Regions from separate parts of the Homo sapiens genome. Here region 2 is linked to region 1. Evidence: chromatin loops called from intact Hi-C (ENCODE). Cell type or tissue: Calu3. All regions are shown on one strand. Links, peaks and the distances in the headings refer to the core of each region. The heading gives the core; the rest is flanking DNA.

Region 1 (8,902 bases), core at 299-8,298:
GCTAAGCAAGACATTGGTTGACCATTATGCAGAGAACACCTCAGAGATTTTGTTCTGATGTGGACTGCTGAAAATCTAGTACTGTGTCATTCAACCATAAAATTCACTGCTATGGTCTGAATGTTTGACTCGCTCCAAATTTCATTTTGAAACCTAATCCCCATTATGGTGGTATTAAGAAATTTAGGAAGTGATTAGGTATGGGGGCTCTGCCTTCATGAATGAGATCAGTGACCTTATAAAAGAGATTTCAGGGAGCTTCTTGCCCCTTCTGCCATTAGACAGACCCAGTGAGAGGTGCCATTTCTGAAACAGAGTAAGTTTCACTGAACATCAAATCTGCTGGCACCTTAATCTTGAATTTCCCAGCCTCCAGAACTATAAGCAATAAATTTTTATATTTATTTATTTATTTATTTATTTTTATTTATTTATTTTTTATTATTTTGAGATGGAGTCTCGCTCTGTAGCCCAGGCTGGAGTACAGTGGCATGATCTCGGCTCACTGCAAGCTCCGCCTCCCGAGTTCACGCCATTCTCCTGCCTCAGCCTCCCGAGTAGCTGGGACTACAGGCACCCGCCACCACGCCTGGCTAATTTTTTGTATTTTTAGTAGAGACGGGGTTTCACCGTGTTAGCCAGGATGGTCTCGATCTCCTGACCTCATGATCCGCCCACCTCGGCCTCCCAAAGTGCTAGGATTACAGGTGTGAGCCCCTGCGCCAGGCCTAAATTTTTATTTTTAAAAATTACCCAATCTAAGGTTGTTTCTTTTTTCAGAGACACGGTCTCACCATGCTGCTCAGGCTGGCCTCCAACTCCTGGGCTCAAATGATCCTCCCACCTCAGGCTCACAACTAGCTGGTACTACAGGTACATTCCATCACACCTGGCTTAAGGTACTTTGTTGTAACAGTGGAAATGGACTAAGACATTGACTATCTTAATGTATTTAGTTGGGGTTCTGAATAGTTAGCCATCTTCTTACCCTCCTTTCATATACTCTAAGTTCAAAAAACATTCGGGAGCTTGAACAAAGTAAAATGAAAGTAGGGAATAACAAAACCCTTCCTTCTATTGATTGTAGAAAAGAGAAAATGCCAGATTGACAAAGAATTGCAGAGACCAAGTCAAGTCACAGACAGGAAAAGCAGTGCAGAACACTTCAACATTTCTGGCACCATCAATCACTGAAAATATGTCATCAGAACAAGGTCATCTTTAACTTGGAATGCTGTAACTGTAATAGGTTGTTTAGGTAGGGGAACCAGTATATCAGCTAATATAGCCATTACCACTCATTTTCAGATTTCAAGGGAAAAAAATACCAGGAAACCAGGGCACAAATTTATTTTGCAATCAGTTTTTCTTCCTGAATGTAATTTTAGTCTCCTGATTTAACCAGTTGAAATTCTTCTTTACTATTAGTAAATTTAAGATAGTTTGTTAAATGTGAAATCTATATTCCATAAAAATATGGAACATTTCTCCAAATAGGGTTTTCCCCTACAGTAAAATCTGTATTATTATTATTATTATTTAGATTAACAAGTTGAGTGGTATGAAAAGTGAGTACACTGGAAACAGGAAAGACATAACTTGACTTCTAGACCACTGGTGTAACTGTAGCAAGGAACCCTACAGAAACTGAATTGTACATTTTAAATGATGAAATGGAGCTAGCATACTGAAATATACTTTCAAGCTGGCAGTCTAGAAATTACCCTATATATTCTCCTTAGCTATCTGTTAAGCACCCACACATAATTCTGTAGAAACATGTAATAGTAGTTTGGATTTAATGAGTACTTAAGGTTAGATGTTAAAGTATAGAGCTAAGCTTTACTCCCTGAGACATCTGTTTGCATGCAAGAATTTCAGCAGGGGCTTAGTTATTACCTGGTTGAAATGAGATAGGAATTCTGCATTCTGGTCTCTGAAGTTCAAGAAATGTCAAACGGATTGGTGACACTCAAGGTCCTGATAGCTGGGAAGAATAACCAGAGACTCTGAGAAGTAAGAAAATAGAAAACCAGAGATAATTGACTGGACATGCAAATGCCAAGACTGAAACACTTTGGAGAAATAGCATTAGATAATTTTGCTTTAAAATACTGACCTTGACATAGTAAAGCTGTATCAGCAGGAGTCAGGGTTAGGGTCAGCAGAATAAGGTGACCCAATAAGGCCTTAAGAGGCCAAGACAGCCCAGGTTTCAGCATGGCTTTCAATGGCTTCCAATAATATCACTGTTTCCACAGTGAAACCTTGTGACTGCCTAAAGGCTCCCGTCCTCAAAGACTTACCTATGTGTGTTCTGTCTTGCCAGGCAGAGAATAGCAAATAAGCAATAGAAAAGACTGAGTCATAAAAAGTGTAAAATCCCTGAAATTATTCATAAATGAAGTTGCAGGAAATAAATATAGCCAGAAAGTGGGAAATTTTAAAGAAAATTTTAAGTGCAAAGATGAAAGGTAATTCTGTAAAACAAACTTGTTCAAAATCATAAATTCCTTTTGTTCCCTTCATCTGTCATATGTTTTGTTTTAAGATTAATATTACCTTGCTGAAAAAAAGTGAACCTTTGTTTCACTTCTTCACCCACTTTTTATTGAAATATGCTAGTGTCTCATTTTATTCATTTGCAATTTCTTTCATTTGTCCGTTACTAACAACAACAAAACAATCCTTGCCATTACAAATTGAAAAAAGATTATTGATGTCATAAATATTTCATAACACCTAGTACATGCTTTGCAAACATAGGCATGCAGATAGCTAAATTTTACATTTCTTATTAAGTAGATCAACATTAGATTTTATATTGGGAGCTCGTTAATTTGGAATATTGGTAATTCTGATGTTCTATGTTCAGTGTCTCAATCGTTCAACCTCTAAAATCATAGAACTATTTCCCATTTCCATTTTCCATCCTCATAGGTATGTTTTTAGAACTAATGAGATAACATTTATAATCTGAGGGAGTAGATTACTTTCTTTCTCAAGACATTAGTGTGCAATTTAGTGCTTATGAAGAAGCAATTTACTGAATGGCACCCTAGTGGTATAAGAAATATTTCAAGGACTATTCCATTTCGAGAAAGTGAAAAATTGGTGGATTCTGCCTAGCAGAGCTTGACAATATGTGTAAGTTAAAAGGTTTTCAATGATTAAAAAAAAAACAAAACTGAAACTAAAATGGATCAGGGTTGTGTACAGTGGCTGATACCTGTAATCACAGCACTTTGGGAGGCCGAGGCAGGTGGATCATCTGCGTTCAGGAGTTCGAGACCAGCCTGGCCAACATGATGAAACCCAGTCTCTACAAAAATACAAAAATTAGCCAGGCGTGGTGGCGCACTCCTGTAGTCTCAGCTACTCAAGATACCGAAGCAGGACAATCGCTTGAACCCAGGAGGCAGAGTTTGCAGTGAGCCGAGATTGCACCACTGCACTCCAGCCTGGGTGACAGAGTGTGACTCTGTGTCAATAAATAAATAAAAAAACAAACAAAACTGATCAGCATGCCTTCTGTCATATTTTTCTTGATTTTATATTTTCCTAATTAGTTTTCATTTCTCCCGAAGACAAATGTTTTCTTTTACTTAACTCATAATTTTTCCTGTACTCTTCACCTTTCTCAAATGTTTTCTTTCATTATTAATATTATCCTGTGAAAAAGTCAGTTTTTAAGTTTTATATTTAACTCATTCTTGTTTTTAAATCTTACTGCTTCATCTCATCCATTTATCATTTTCTCAAATGCCCACTATTACTATAAAATGCAGACATATGTATAATCATTTTTAAAAATATTTAATATGAGAAGAGATTTTAAATACAGAACCATGACTAAACACATATTATGTATTGAGAATATTTGAAAACCAAAAACAATAAATTTTCTCAATGAAAATTATCATGGTGACAAATTTTCTCTTGCCTGTGCCACAAACACCCTGGGGCACTTAGGGTTTATATTGTGATTATTTACTGTAAATCTTCTTAGTTTTTACTTTAAAATTCTTTGTTTATCTATGCGACATATTTTCAAACTTGATTTTAAAAAGCAAAAAAAAAAAAAAGAAATAGGAATAAGAAAGCCATGCATTTTATTAAGTTGAATAATTGTAATAAGAAAAAGAACTATACTGACTCAGCTGCATGGTGGCAAAAGAATAGGCTGAATGAAATAATACAATTCTGAAATAATTTTTAATGACTAACATGTACAATTAAATTATTAGAAAGGATACTATTAGCTATCACATGAAATTTGGGAGCAAGAAGTTCTTTGAAAACCAGAAAATGGAAAATGGAAATTTCATATCTAAGAGCAAAAAATTATTGACAATGCCAATCTACTTAAGCTGATTTAATGGAATAAGTATTTGGATAAATTTCAATAAATACAAAATTCCTAGGAGTCAGAATTAATTAAACACACCTCAGAAGATCTACCAGCACCTCAGAGATGTTGGTGTTTGTATTTTTCACTCAATACATTTTTCACTCAATACATTTCATTGTTTAGTGTGTTAACTCTAAAAAGGGGAAATGTAATTCCAGAATACCAAAAGAAAGGTAAAGAAGAGACTAATTATTCAATTGTTTTAGGGCTGGAATAATGCTTTATATTTTCTCTAGCCTTCATAAATGCCTTCAAGAAGAGGTGTTTACAAAATATTCAATGAATGGATAAAAACATAATTCTATCACTAACCTTGCGTAAAAGTAACAACAACTTTCTTTAAAGGCCACCAGTGTTTACCTAAACACCGTAAAATAGATTTATTTCAGTATATATTACCCAACTCTAAAATGTGCTCATATGCTTCTTAGATTGAAATTGGACCCTGGTTTACTGTTTTTAAAATAAGCCAGATTAGTTGTGCACATATAAATGTTTCAATTCTTCCACAAGTTATACAAGCAATGTGGACCTGCATAATGTTCCCATGAAGACTTTTAGACCAATGAAATGAGAGGGAATTAACAACTTTGAATAAATGTGAAATTTATATGCCTGTATTTGGGTGGAAATACCTAATTGTTTTATTATTCTCCTACTGAGATATCCTTTTCCGTGGAAGGCAGTAAAGCACAGTAGTTAAGATTGCAGGCTCCAGACTCAACACTTGGATTTGTGCCTAGCTTCTCAACAAACTACAACCTATAAAGTCTCAATTTACACATGGATAAAATGTATGTGATGATAGCTCCCATTCCATAAATGCATTGTGAGCGTTAAATGAGATAATAAAGATAAAATATTTTATCTAGCACATAGTAAGTGCTTAAAAATTAACTGATAATTATAACTATCCATCTGCTGTATTTGAGGCAGCAAAGTTAGAATATATAATGAAAGATAAACTTTGCCTGTTTTAGAATAAAATGTTGCAGTTGAAAACATGCAGTTCTGTTTTTACTATGTTCAGTTTCTCTGCCTTCATATCTTGTATCTTTCCCCCATTTTAGTTTGACATTTTTGGTTGTTGTATTTTTTAATTTTGAGGGGACAGAAAATTGATAATTAAATTCACTTATTTTTAAATTCATTCACTCATTATTCTAACCAACTTTCTTTCTAAATATATTTATAGCATTTTATAATGAGAACACACATACAATAAAAGCAGTGTTTAGATACAAAAGTATTTTTAAAAATTTACTCTGAAGTATGAAAATCAGAATTGCAATTACTAAAAAGTGTTGCTTTCTTTTCCCTTAATTCCAGTAGAAGAGGTTGTCAATTACTGACTCCCATTTGAAACTTTCTTTCTCCTTTTCATTTTAATTTTTAATTTTTTTTTTATTTTTTTTGTAGAGATGAGGGGGTGTCTCACTTTGCTGCACATACTGGTCTTGAACTCCTCACTTCAAGCAATCTTCCCATTGTGGCCTCCCAAAGTGCTGAGATTACAGGCATGAGCCACCATGCTCACCCCTTCTTGTTTTTTAAGCCTAAGCAGTGATGAGATGAGCCCATGTAATACAAGGTATAGGAAAAAAAACGAAACAAAACAAGCTATATTGGTGGGGCACTCAGTACAGAAAAAAAAGCGATTGTGCTACCCTCCAGTCATTGATGCAAATGTTTGAGAGATTAAAAAAAATAAAAATGAGTCCATTTTTTATTACTTTCTAGATTTTATATTTTTATGATTGTGTGCATGACTTTCAGGGAATAATAGCCATGTCTACTTGAGTTTTACAAAAATTAAAGAGAAAAGCCTTAAGATGTCACTAGGTAGGTAGATACTCCTCTGTATCTACAAACAGTTCTGTGATATGTAATTGTTAAAAAGTATAGCATACGATGCCCTCTAGTGATTCGTATGAACATAGAAAAAGTCATGTAGACTGTCTCAGCTATCCAGATCTGTATATGGATTTCTTTTGTCATCATGCAAAATCTGTATACTGTTTTCCATTATTTCATTATTTAGATTATTTAATAGCCTCGATGTTTACACTTTGGTTTATTATTGCACAAGTCCAAGTCAAACTCTGTTCTCTATTCTTTATAAAAACAAACAAGCAAGCAAAAACAAACCTTAACAAAATGTAATAACATATGAAATTCTCAGATGAGAAAAAGAAATATTTCACTTTATTTTAGTTACTTGTAACTATATTTTTGTGGAGTGCTTTTAACCAAAGAAGTCATTAATCCAAATGTATGTCTATTAAAAGTTAATCAACTTTTCTTAACTTAGTATTTACTGAATATAAGAAGTGACAAGTGAAATTGAATACATCTTGAAAAGGTCTAAAATAATACATACTGGTAATATACAGTTACTATATCTAGCAGAATTGCCAGAGATGTTTGCTAAAAGCATCTTTGTCCCCAAATCTGACTCAGGATATCTGGGAATGATGACAAGTAAGGTACATTTTTATTTGGTTCCCAAGTGATTCTTGACCATTTCAAATACTGCCCTGCTCTGGGCCTTTCCAATGCCTTTTCGTATCATCTCACATTTCCCTTTGCTAGATTAACATTTCCTATCTTTAGGCATCACAGTTTTTTATGTATGGCCTTCAAGTAAAAATACTTTGAACATATAATTTTATCACCGTTCATGATTTTTCTTAGGCAACATTGTCTCTTAGAATTTTATCTTAATTTTATGTAACAATTTAGGCTCTACATTATGAGATTTCATTCAAAGTAATTAGGTTTCTAAAGAAACAGGAGGCCTTCCTAACTTACAGTATATCACAAGGAAAAATGTTCTACCATATCAAGCTAGTGAAGATATTATTTTAAAAGATTTAAAAGTTATAATTATTTATTAGTTGGCACTAGAGAAATGAAAGATGCAAAATATTTCAGGGTAAAGTTTCATTTAAAATTATTTCAGTAGTATTTACTTTTATGTTTGATAAATTATTTTGAAAACATGATTGATAAAGTTGCTGACCTACGAAAATCAAAGCCTAACAAATATTTACTCGTCATTTAAATTAGGAATAAAACCATGTAAGAAACCTGTAAAACCTGAGTTTTAGCTAAGAGCTTACTAAAATCAGAGCCGGAATTAAATACTGTATTTGGAAATTGTTAAGGTGAAATAAAAAAAGAAAAATGAATCATATTTCCCATGGCATTGTTGCCAGTTTTCCTATGATGATCTTAAAATATCTTCTATTATAAAATAACATAGTAAGAGGAAACATTTTAAAACCAAGTCTAACATTTAACTTGAAATTCCCATTCTATACATGGGAAATTATAAAATACTGAAGATACCTTGTGACTGAATAAGCTTGGCAATTTTGTCTCAAAGTGAGGCTCCATCTACTGATGCTAAAACAAGCCATTTATGACATTTATAAGCAGTTAATTCGATGAAAACCTAATCATTTACGTTAGAAGCTTGTAAACCAATAAACCATAGCTAATCTTACTAAAATGTTGTTTTCTCACACTGCTCATGCAAAAATCAACACAACTAGCAGAAGCAGTCCTCATTATAAACTCCAGTAGGACAGTTTTGTTAGCACCACCTAACTTTCTTACTACCCACCCTCAGGCTCTCTGAAAGACCATTTTACTCTCTTTCCCTCACATCGTAACACAAACATACTAAATACCTGCTAAGTATGGGAGAATTCTGCAAGACTCTGCAGTAGATTTCAAGGTAATACGCATATTAGCCTCAGGTCATCAAAAAGTTTTCAACCTCAGATGAGAAGTGACAAAATAAAAGAACTAAATATAATAGAAAACCAAAAAATAAAGAGTATTGAGAATGAGAAAATAATATTGTTGATAGTTTGAAAAGAGGCATATCACCATTTTGTTAAAATGATTAGAGATGATTCCATAAAAAGATAACATTTGAATGAATTGACAAAGAATAATTGGATATTAACAAGTAGAGATATAGAGAAAGCTTTCAGCATGTTCTTGAGAAACATCAATATAGTCATGGAGTCAGGAATGTGAGGGCAGGGTCCAGGAAAAGTATTCTGGTTTGTTCCTTTAAGTCTTAGTGTTGTGGGTTTTTTCCCTCTCTTTACTTCATGCCTTTGTTTGCTTGTACTGCTATAACAAAAACAAAAACAAAAAAGAAGCAAACAAACAAAAAACGGAGACTGGGTAATTTATAAAGAAATGAGCCTTATTTTCTCGTGGTTCTAAAGGCTGGGAAGTCAAAGATCAAGGTGCTGACAAGTTTGGTGTCTGGTGATAGCAGCTCTGCTTCCAAGATAGCAATTTGAAAGCTGCTCCCTCTGCAGGGAGTTACGCTGTATCTTCACATGGCTGAGATCTGATAAACCAAACACCTCCTAAAAGAGGTTTCACCTCCCAACGTTGTTGCATTGGCTATTAAGTTTGCAACACATGAATTTTGGGAGACACATTCAGACCATAGCACTTGACATC
Region 2 (8,902 bases), core at 549-8,548, 640 kb after region 1:
TACAATACCAAGAACCCTAATGTAAACTATGAACTTTGGGTGATGATGATGTGTCAATGTAGGTAATATGGTTTGACTGTGTCCCTGCCCAAATCTCATCTTGAAATTGTAGTTCCCATAATCCCCATGTGTTGTGGGAGGGAGGGACCCAGAGGGAGGTAAATGAATCTTTGGGGCAGTTACCTCCATGCTGTTCTCATGATAGTGATTGAGTTCTCACAAGAATCTGATGGTTTTATAAGAGGGTTTTCTCCCACTTTGTTCTGCACTTCTCTTTGCTGCCACCATGTGAAGAAGAATGTGTTTATGTCCCCTTCCACCATAATTGTAAATTTCCTGAGGCCTCCCCAGCTCTGTGGAACTGAGTCAATTAAACCTCTTTCCTTTATAAATTACCCAGTTTTGGGTAATTCTTTATAGCAGCATGAAAACAGACTAACACAGTAAATTGGTACCACAGAGAGTGCTGCACTGCTGTAAAGGTACCCAAAAATGAGGACTTTGGAACTGGGTAACAGGCAGAGGTTGGAACAGTTTGGAGAGCTCAGAAGAAGATAGGAAAATGTGGGTAAGTTTGGAACTTCCTAGAGACTTGTTGAATGGCTTTGACCAAAATGCTTAGAGTAATATGGACAATAAAGTCCAGGCTGAGGTGGGCTCAGATGAAGATGAGGAACATGTTGGGAACTGGAGCAAAGGTTACTTGTGTTATGCTTTAGCAAAGAGTCTGGTGGCATTTTGCCCCTACCCTAGAGTTCTGTGGAACTTTGAACTTAAGAGTGATGATTTAGGGTATCTGGTCAAAGAAATTTCTAAATTGCAAAGCATTCAAGTGGAAGTGGAGCATAAAATTTTGAAAAATTTGCAGCCTGATGATGTGATAGAAAGAAAATCCCATTTTCTGAGGAGAAATTCAAGCCAGCTGCAGAAATTTGCATAAGTAATGAGGAGCCAAATGTTAATCACCAAGACAAAGGGGAACATATCTCCAAAGCATGTCAGAGATCTTCCCAGCAGCCCCTCCCATCACAGGCCTGAAGGCCTAAGAGGGAAAAATGTTTTCCTGGGCCAAGCCCAGGGCCCCCCTGCTGTGTGCATTCTTGAGACTTGGTGTCCTATGTCCCATCTGCTCCAGCCATGGCTAAAAGGAGCCAAAGTACAGCTCAGGCTATGGCTTCAGAGGGTGCAAGCCCCAAGCCATGGGAGCTTCCACATGGTTTGGGCCTGTAGGTGTGCAGAAGACAAGAATTGAGGTTTGGGAACCTTCACCTATATTTTAGAGGATGTATGGAAATGTCTGGAAGTCCAGGCAGAAGTCTGCTGAAGGGATAGAGCCCTCGTGGAGAACCTCTGCTAGTGCAGTGCAAAGGGGAAATGTGGGGCTGGAGCCCCCACATGGAGACCCCACAGGGGCACAGCCTAGTGGAGCTGTGAGAAGGCCACCCACCATCCTCCAGACCCCAGAATGGTAGATCCACTGACACCTTGCACCATGCACCTGGAAAAGCCACAGACACTCAATGTCAGCCATGAAGGCAGCTGGGAGGGAGGTTGTACCCCTGCAAAGCCACAGGGGTGGAGCTGCCCAAGGCTGTGGGAGCCCACCTCTTGCATCAGTGTGACATGGATGTGAGACATTGAGTTAAAAAAGATCATTTTGGAGCTTTAAGGTTTAATGGATTTTGGACTTGCATGGGGCCTGTAGCCCCTATGTTTTGGCCAATTTCTCTTTTGATTTTACAGGCTCATAGGTGGAAGGGAATTGCCTTGTCACAGATGAGCTATGGACGTGGACTTTTGAGTTAATGCTGGAATGATTTAAGACTTTGGGGGACTGTTGGAAGGCATGATTGTATTTTGAAATATGAGGACATGAGATTTGGGAGGGGTCCGGGGTGGAATGATATGGTTTGGCTGTGTTCCCACCCAAATCTCACCTTGAATTATAGTTCCCATAATCCCCACATGTCTTGGGAGAGACCCAGTGGGAGGTAATTGAATCATGGGGGCAGTTACCTCATGCTGTTCTTGTGATAGTGAGTGAGTTCTCATGAGATCTGATGGTTTTATAAGGGGCTTTTCCCCACTTCGCTCTGCACTTTTCCTTGCTGCTGCCATATGAAGAAGGATGTGTTTGTTTCCCTTTCTGCCATGATTGTAAGTTTCCTGAGGCCTCCCCAGCCCTGCTGGGGAGTCAATTAAACTTCTTTCCTTTATAAATTACCCAGTCTCAGGTATTTCTTCATAACAGCATGAGAATGGACTAATACAATAGGTTCATCAATTGTAACAAATATACCACTCTGGTGAGGGGTGTTGACAATGGGGAAGGCTAAGCATGTGTTCAGGAAGGGAATATATAGGAAATCTCTGTACCTTTCTCTCAATTTTTCTGTGATTCTAAAACTGCTCTAAAGAAATTGTCTTAAAAAAATAAATAAAGCAGCCTCTCTTGCATTATCACTAAAGAACTTTAACTTTGCTTAGTCTGCCCACTACTACTTTTGATATACTTCTTGGCAAAACTTTAGGAAAGAGATTTGATCTGGGAGCCCAGCTTTACTCATTATGTCACTATTTCCAACTTACTTCTATTATATGGTTTGGCTCTGTGTCCCCACCCAAATATCATGTTTAACTGTAACCCCCAGTGTTAGGGGAGGGAGCTGGTGGAAGGTGATTGGATCATGGGGGTGAATTTCTCCCTTGTTATTCTCATGATAGTGAGTTATCACGAGATCTGGTTGCTTTAAAGTGTGTTGCACTTGCCCTTTCATTCACTCTCTCTCTCTCATGACTCTTATGCCACCATGTGAAGATGATGTTCTTGCTTTTCCTTCACCCTTCTGCCATAATTGTAAATTTCCTGAGGCCGCCCCAGACATGCCTCCTGTACAGCCTGTGCAATTGTGAGTCAACTAAACCTCTTTTCTTTATAAGCTACCCAGTCTCAGGCAGTTCTTTATAGTAGTGTGAGAATGAACACTCTACTTTGAAATCAGATTTTTTTCTTATATACATATCCCACTTCTTTTCCACATGTACCTCTTTTCAAGACTAAAGGGGGAAAGAAAAGATAGAGGAAGGAGGATGGCTTTCATCACTAAAGGTGCTATTAGCCAGCTGTATCCATTTGCATATCAGATAGATGGCTCCCTTGCTATCTGTGATACTAGGATGTTGTGGTTCGGTGATATAATCAAACAGTAATCCCCCCATTCCCAATTATCATACCTGGAATGAGTCAATAAAACTGATGGGGTAAATCTTGCCAAAAGAATATTCAAACATCCCATATCTGGAGTTACTTCAAATATCCTCCAAGAGCCTTGATTTCTTCACCTCTAAAGCGAAGGTGTTGTTCTGCGCGAAGGCGTCTGAGGGGTCATGGAGCTCTCACATATTAGGACTGCATGTCTGGAAATGACACCAGAAAGTCAAAAAACAGCCTCAACTGTACAAGGAGAGGTTTGGGCAATACATTCTGGATGTCACAATGGGATCCGCTTTAATGTAATCTGTGAGATTTTCTTTTTAAATTCCCACACTCTACCTAAGTCAAATGTCATCCTGGAGCTAATTTGTGAGCCTTGATAAAGTTTGGGCAGTAAGATCTTCAAAAATATTATTTCAATTGAATCATTTTATATGTTAACTTTGAAAATGTCAACAGCAGGGGCTGTTGGAGGAGCTTAGGAGGTCTATGCATTTGCCATTTCAAAGGCTTAAGCCATCAGTGTAGGGGTGGGGGACAGCCTGCTGTGCTCCATGTTCTGTATAAACATTTCCAGAAATATTTAGCAGATAATAGGGCTCCCACTGGGGCCGTGTGTTCAAAGGCACCACGTTGAGCCACCTACCAGGAAAGATGTGGATGCCAAAGCTGAGAGTGCTCTGGTTTTTAGACTGGGTTCTTGCTTCCTGTACAGGATTTCCAAATACACAAAGAAAGGGGAAACAACAGAAGCCCATCTTAAAGGAAAAGTGCTTAATGGATGCCAGAAGAAAATAACATAATGGTCAATGTCTGAGTAATATTCAATAGCCTTCCATCATGCAGCAGGTCTGTGAAATAGTCAGACAACTTGAGAATTGAAGGCCAGAATTCACTGCTTGACAGACTAACACCCATCAATTTGAAAAGCTCTGAAATCCTTCTTGATTTTACGGAATAAAATTGGTTATGGTTAAAGTGACAGTGATCTCTTTTTCTACTGCATTTTACATATAAAGACATTAGTTTTTAGTTCTGAATTTGACTGGAAATTGATAAGTGAACAGGCAAAATTAAGACATAATCATTCTGAATGGTTTTATAAGAGGAAAGATAGAAGAATGAAAATGACACACACACACAAAAATACTATTATACATTGTAAATAATATAGTTATGTGCCACATAAAGATGATGTGCATATATGTGGTCCCAAAACACTGTAAGACTATAATACCTTATTTTTAATGTACCTTTTATATGTTTACATACAGAAATACCATCATGTTATAATCACCATTCATTCTAGTAACAGACTGTACAGGTTTGTAGCGTAGGAGCAATAGGCTATACTATGTAGCATAGGTGTGTAGTACAATATACTATCTAGATTTGAGTTAGTAAACTTTATGATGTTCTCACAAAGGCTATATTGCCTAACAACGTGTCTCTCAGAACGCATCCCTGTTGTAAGCAACGCATAATGAAAACATTGTGAATTTATTTATATACATGTTACACAAACATTTATATTGCCATGTTTTAGTCAAGCAGTGTCCATGTACTAAGAATTTTTAAATGCTTGAGACCAGACTTCTGTCATCAAGAATCTTGCAAACTAGTACAAGAGAAGGGTGCATACATGAAAAATTAACAATGCAATAAATGCCATTAAGGAAAGTAAAGTAAAATGTCCTGTTGGAGCCGGAGTGGGGAGTCGCCTTCCGATACTGCAGGAAGACACAGAAACTGTGCAATAGGCTTTGTCACACCAGCTAAAATCTAAGCCCAAAGGGCCAGTAAAGGTAAATATCCCTTTTCATTCTTAGGTAGCAATCACAAAAGAAAGGTTTTCTACAGTGAAACCTCTTCAAACATTTTTTTTCACAGTTTCATTTTTTTAGAGGCGACATTCTTTATTTTGTTCCCCTCTCCCATGAAACCTTGAATACCACTTTTTAGTCATTTTTGAAAGAAAGCCTTTCAAAATACGAGCCTTGAATCTGAGGAACCACCTGGGTGTGGGGAAGCTTCCTGCCTAAAGCTTTCTCATTCGCTTGCCTTTTACTGACCTCTAGTGGCCATGTCTTGCTATGGCCTGGAAAGCCGATAGATTATTGTATTCTGAATTGCGTTAAATTCCGTCACTCAATTTCCCTTCTACCTGAATACTTAATTTTTCCACCCTCTTTCCATATAAATGCCAGCACAAATTTGGAGTCAATACAAATTCATAATGTACAAAACACCCCTGCACACATGGAAGTACAAATAAAAAACCTTTCCTCATAATGTGGCTTAAAAAAAAAAACTGATTTCAGAATTGTCTTAGATAAGACAGTGGACCTTAATGGCAATTACTGGAGCAGGGTGCCTCATAAGATTTCAGCCAGATATTGTACTAATATTTCTTTTATATGTCTACTTTCAAAAACAACTAATTTCCTTACCCATTCTTATCTCATTCCAAAGAGAATTACATTCAGTCCAAGTTTCAGCTCAAGAGTTTATTGCTAAACAAGAAATGCTCCCCTTGATTTATGAGGCAATTGGAAGGGGAAAACTCCCTCATCTATACCCACTAGACAGCAACCCCTTTGTTCCTTTGTACCATTTCTCTTGAACTGCTTTCCATAAAGAAGAAATAAATTTGATCTATAAAGGCATTAATAGATTTGATTACATCTGTGTGGCAAATGACTGGGTCATTGTGTCAGCGAAGGTATTCTAAATGTTAATGCACAGCCTGCTCACTGCTCAACAGACTGGAAGCCAAGACAAGACTATGATGAAGATCTCAGTGTCACAAATTTGTACAATAACACTCGGAACCTGATAGTTAGGACTTCTAAAATAATGATAATTAATACAATAATTTAAATAAACTGGAAGGAGAAAACAAGGAACACATGTAGGAATCAGGAGCTTGGGTTGACCAAAGGATAGAAAAATAAATCTACAATAATGAAACTGGGAAAACATTTTGTAGGACCAGTGGATTCTGGTTAACACCAATACCCTAGTCCATGTCTGCCAAATGGAAGAAGCTTTTATTCATAAAAAAGCACATATCAAATTCTATAAATCTCTCTCTCTCTCTCTCTCTGTCTCTGAATTTTTCCCTTCTTTTCATTTGGCTGGTATTTTAAGCATTCTCTTAGTCTAGCAATTGGGTAATCCAAAAGTGATTCCAACATACAATGTGATTTTCCTTCACACAGTCTAATTAAAACTTAATAAATTCTTGACACAGCAAAGAAGGGCTGTGCTGTCAGTGCAACAGAAATGAGATTAAAATATAAAAGAGTTTTTCCCCAGGGATTTTGTCATCCAACAAAAAAGCTGACAACAAATTTTCTTTGGTCGAGGTCAAGATAGCTCTGTTCTACCCTCATAGGTATAAGAATAGATTGTGTAGATATAAAGTATAGATAAATGTTTCCAAATATATGTCATCCAACCTTTACAAGCATAGAATCATAACAATTTTAGCCCCCAGAATTTCTTAATAATTAAAAATCCACCATTACAACCATTTTGATTCCAAGGAAAACACCTGCATTTTAACTAAAGGTCTTAGCAAATCAAACTAGAAAAAGCCTTTAAAAAGGAGATCTTAGGTCCCAGAGATACTCCCCTTTGAAAGATTATTGGGTAAATATGACTCATTTTGTTGAAAGTAAGGCAGTTTGGAGAATGACTTAGAAGGTAAGCAATCTCTCTGATTCTTTTTATTTAATTATATGAACTCAAAGTGCTGCAAAAGCCAAGAGATTCACAAGTCATTTGCTTCCTTTTTGGCTTTGAAGGCAAAAAATGTAGTATATTCTTTTCCACCCCAATATTTCCTCTCACTGCATTTTTATTATACCTACACTCAGTGCTAAGAGCTCAAGTCTTCACTCAACGTCACTGTTGGGAGACCCAATAGCTAGATAAGAATACATTTAAAGTCTGCTATGATAGGAATATTTGTGTGCCCACAAAACTCATGTATTGAAATTCTAACTCCCAAAGTGATGATATTAGGAGGTCGGCCCCTGGAAGGAGATTTAGGTCACATGAGTGGAGTTGGTGCCCTTGTAAAAGAGGCCCTAGAGAGCTCCTCACCTTTCCCATCTTGTGAGGACATGTTAAGAGTGAATTGTCAAAGGGCTAATATCCAGAATCTACAATGAACTCCAACAAATTTACAAGAAAAAAACAGACAACCCCATCAAAAAGTGGGCGAAGGATATGAACAGACACTTCTCAAAAGAAGACATTTATGCAGCCAAAAAACATGAAAAAATGCTCATGATCACTGGCCATCAGAGAAATGAAAATCAAAACCACAGTGAGATAACATCTCACAACAGTTAGAATGGCGATCATTAAAAAGTCAGGAAACAACAGGTGCTGGAGAGGATGTGGAGAAATAGGAACACTTTTACACTGTTGGTGGGACTGTAAACTAGTTCAACCATTGTGGAAGTCAGTGTGGCGATATCCTCAGGGATCTAGAACTAGAAATACCATTTGACCCAGCCATCCCATTACTGGGGATATACCCAAAGGATTATAAATCATGCTGCTATAAAGACACATGCACATGTATGTTTATTGAAGCACTATTCACAATAGCAAAGACTTGGAACCAACCCAAATGTCCAACAATGATAGACTGGATTAAGAAAATGTGGCACATATACACCATGGAATACTATGCAGCCATAAAAAATGATGAGTTCATGTCCTTTGTAGGGACATGGATGAAACTGGAAACCATCATTCTCAGCAAACTATCGCGAGGACAAAAAACCAAACACCACATGTTCTCACTCATAGGTGGGAATTGAACAATGAGAACACATGGACACAGGAAGGGGAACATCACACTCCAGGGACTGTTGTGGGGTGGGGGGAGAGGGGAGGGATAGCATTTGGAGATATACCTAATGCTAAATGATGAGTTAATGGGTGCAGCACACCAACATGGCACATGTATACATATGTAACAAACCTGCACATTGTGCACATGTACCCTAAAACTTAAAGTATAAGAATAACAAAATAAAATAAAATAAAGAATGAACTGTCTATGAGCCAGAAGTGGGCCCTCAGCAGACACTCAATCTGCCTTTATCCTGGACTTCCCACCCTCCAGGGTGGTGATAAATAAATTGTTATTGTTTATAAGCTACCCAGTTTATAGTATTTTGTTATAGCATCCTGAATGAACTAAGACAAAGTCCCAGCAAAACAAGAATACCAAGGGGAGGGAGACAAGGAAAGAGAGGAAAAAAAAAGTAAGAGAGAGATCCATTTATATACTTTGTTATGTAATATTTCAGAATAAGAACAAATAGAGTTCTCATGGGGTGAAAAGAGCACTTTATTGAACATCCTTGCATTTGTTTAATTGCTATTATTTTATTTTTAGCAGCAGTGTAGTATCATAGTTAACAGCATGGACTCTGGAGTCAATAAACCTACAGCTGCATCCCAGCTCTACCATAAACTAGCTATTTTCTTCATCTATAGAATAGTCATAAAAATAGTATCTAAGTCAAAGGTTTGCTATGATAAGTACATGAACTAATGTATGCAGAGCACTTAGTAAAGTACTTGGTATGGAAGAAATGCTTAGAATCTTGCTATTACTATTATTCTATAGTACAAGTATTTTTAAAAAATTTTAGTTACATA

What was found. A loop is a pair of places that touch in the nucleus more often than their neighbours do. Peaks named below come from ENCODE experiments on the same cell type or tissue, not always from the same donor. Only the 100,000 strongest peaks of a DNase experiment are listed, where the experiment ranks them.
Region 2: a loop joins it to region 1, with 6 times the contacts of the local background. A loop is called at or near these places in 3 of 110 quality-filtered maps.

Annotation. Positions count from the first base shown.
Region 1 is chr4:66,682,548-66,691,449 of GRCh38, forward strand. No RefSeq gene overlaps it. Among named protein-coding and RNA genes, the nearest start is that of MIR1269A, 410 kb to the left of the region's middle. In Calu3, for the core only: no CTCF peak of the experiment used is centred there; no DNase peak of the experiment used is centred there.
Region 2 is chr4:67,322,158-67,331,059 of GRCh38, forward strand. No RefSeq gene overlaps it. Among named protein-coding and RNA genes, the nearest start is that of CENPC, 220 kb to the right of the region's middle. In Calu3, for the core only: a CTCF peak has its summit at 5,267 (motif pointing left); a DNase peak (open chromatin) is centred at 5,274.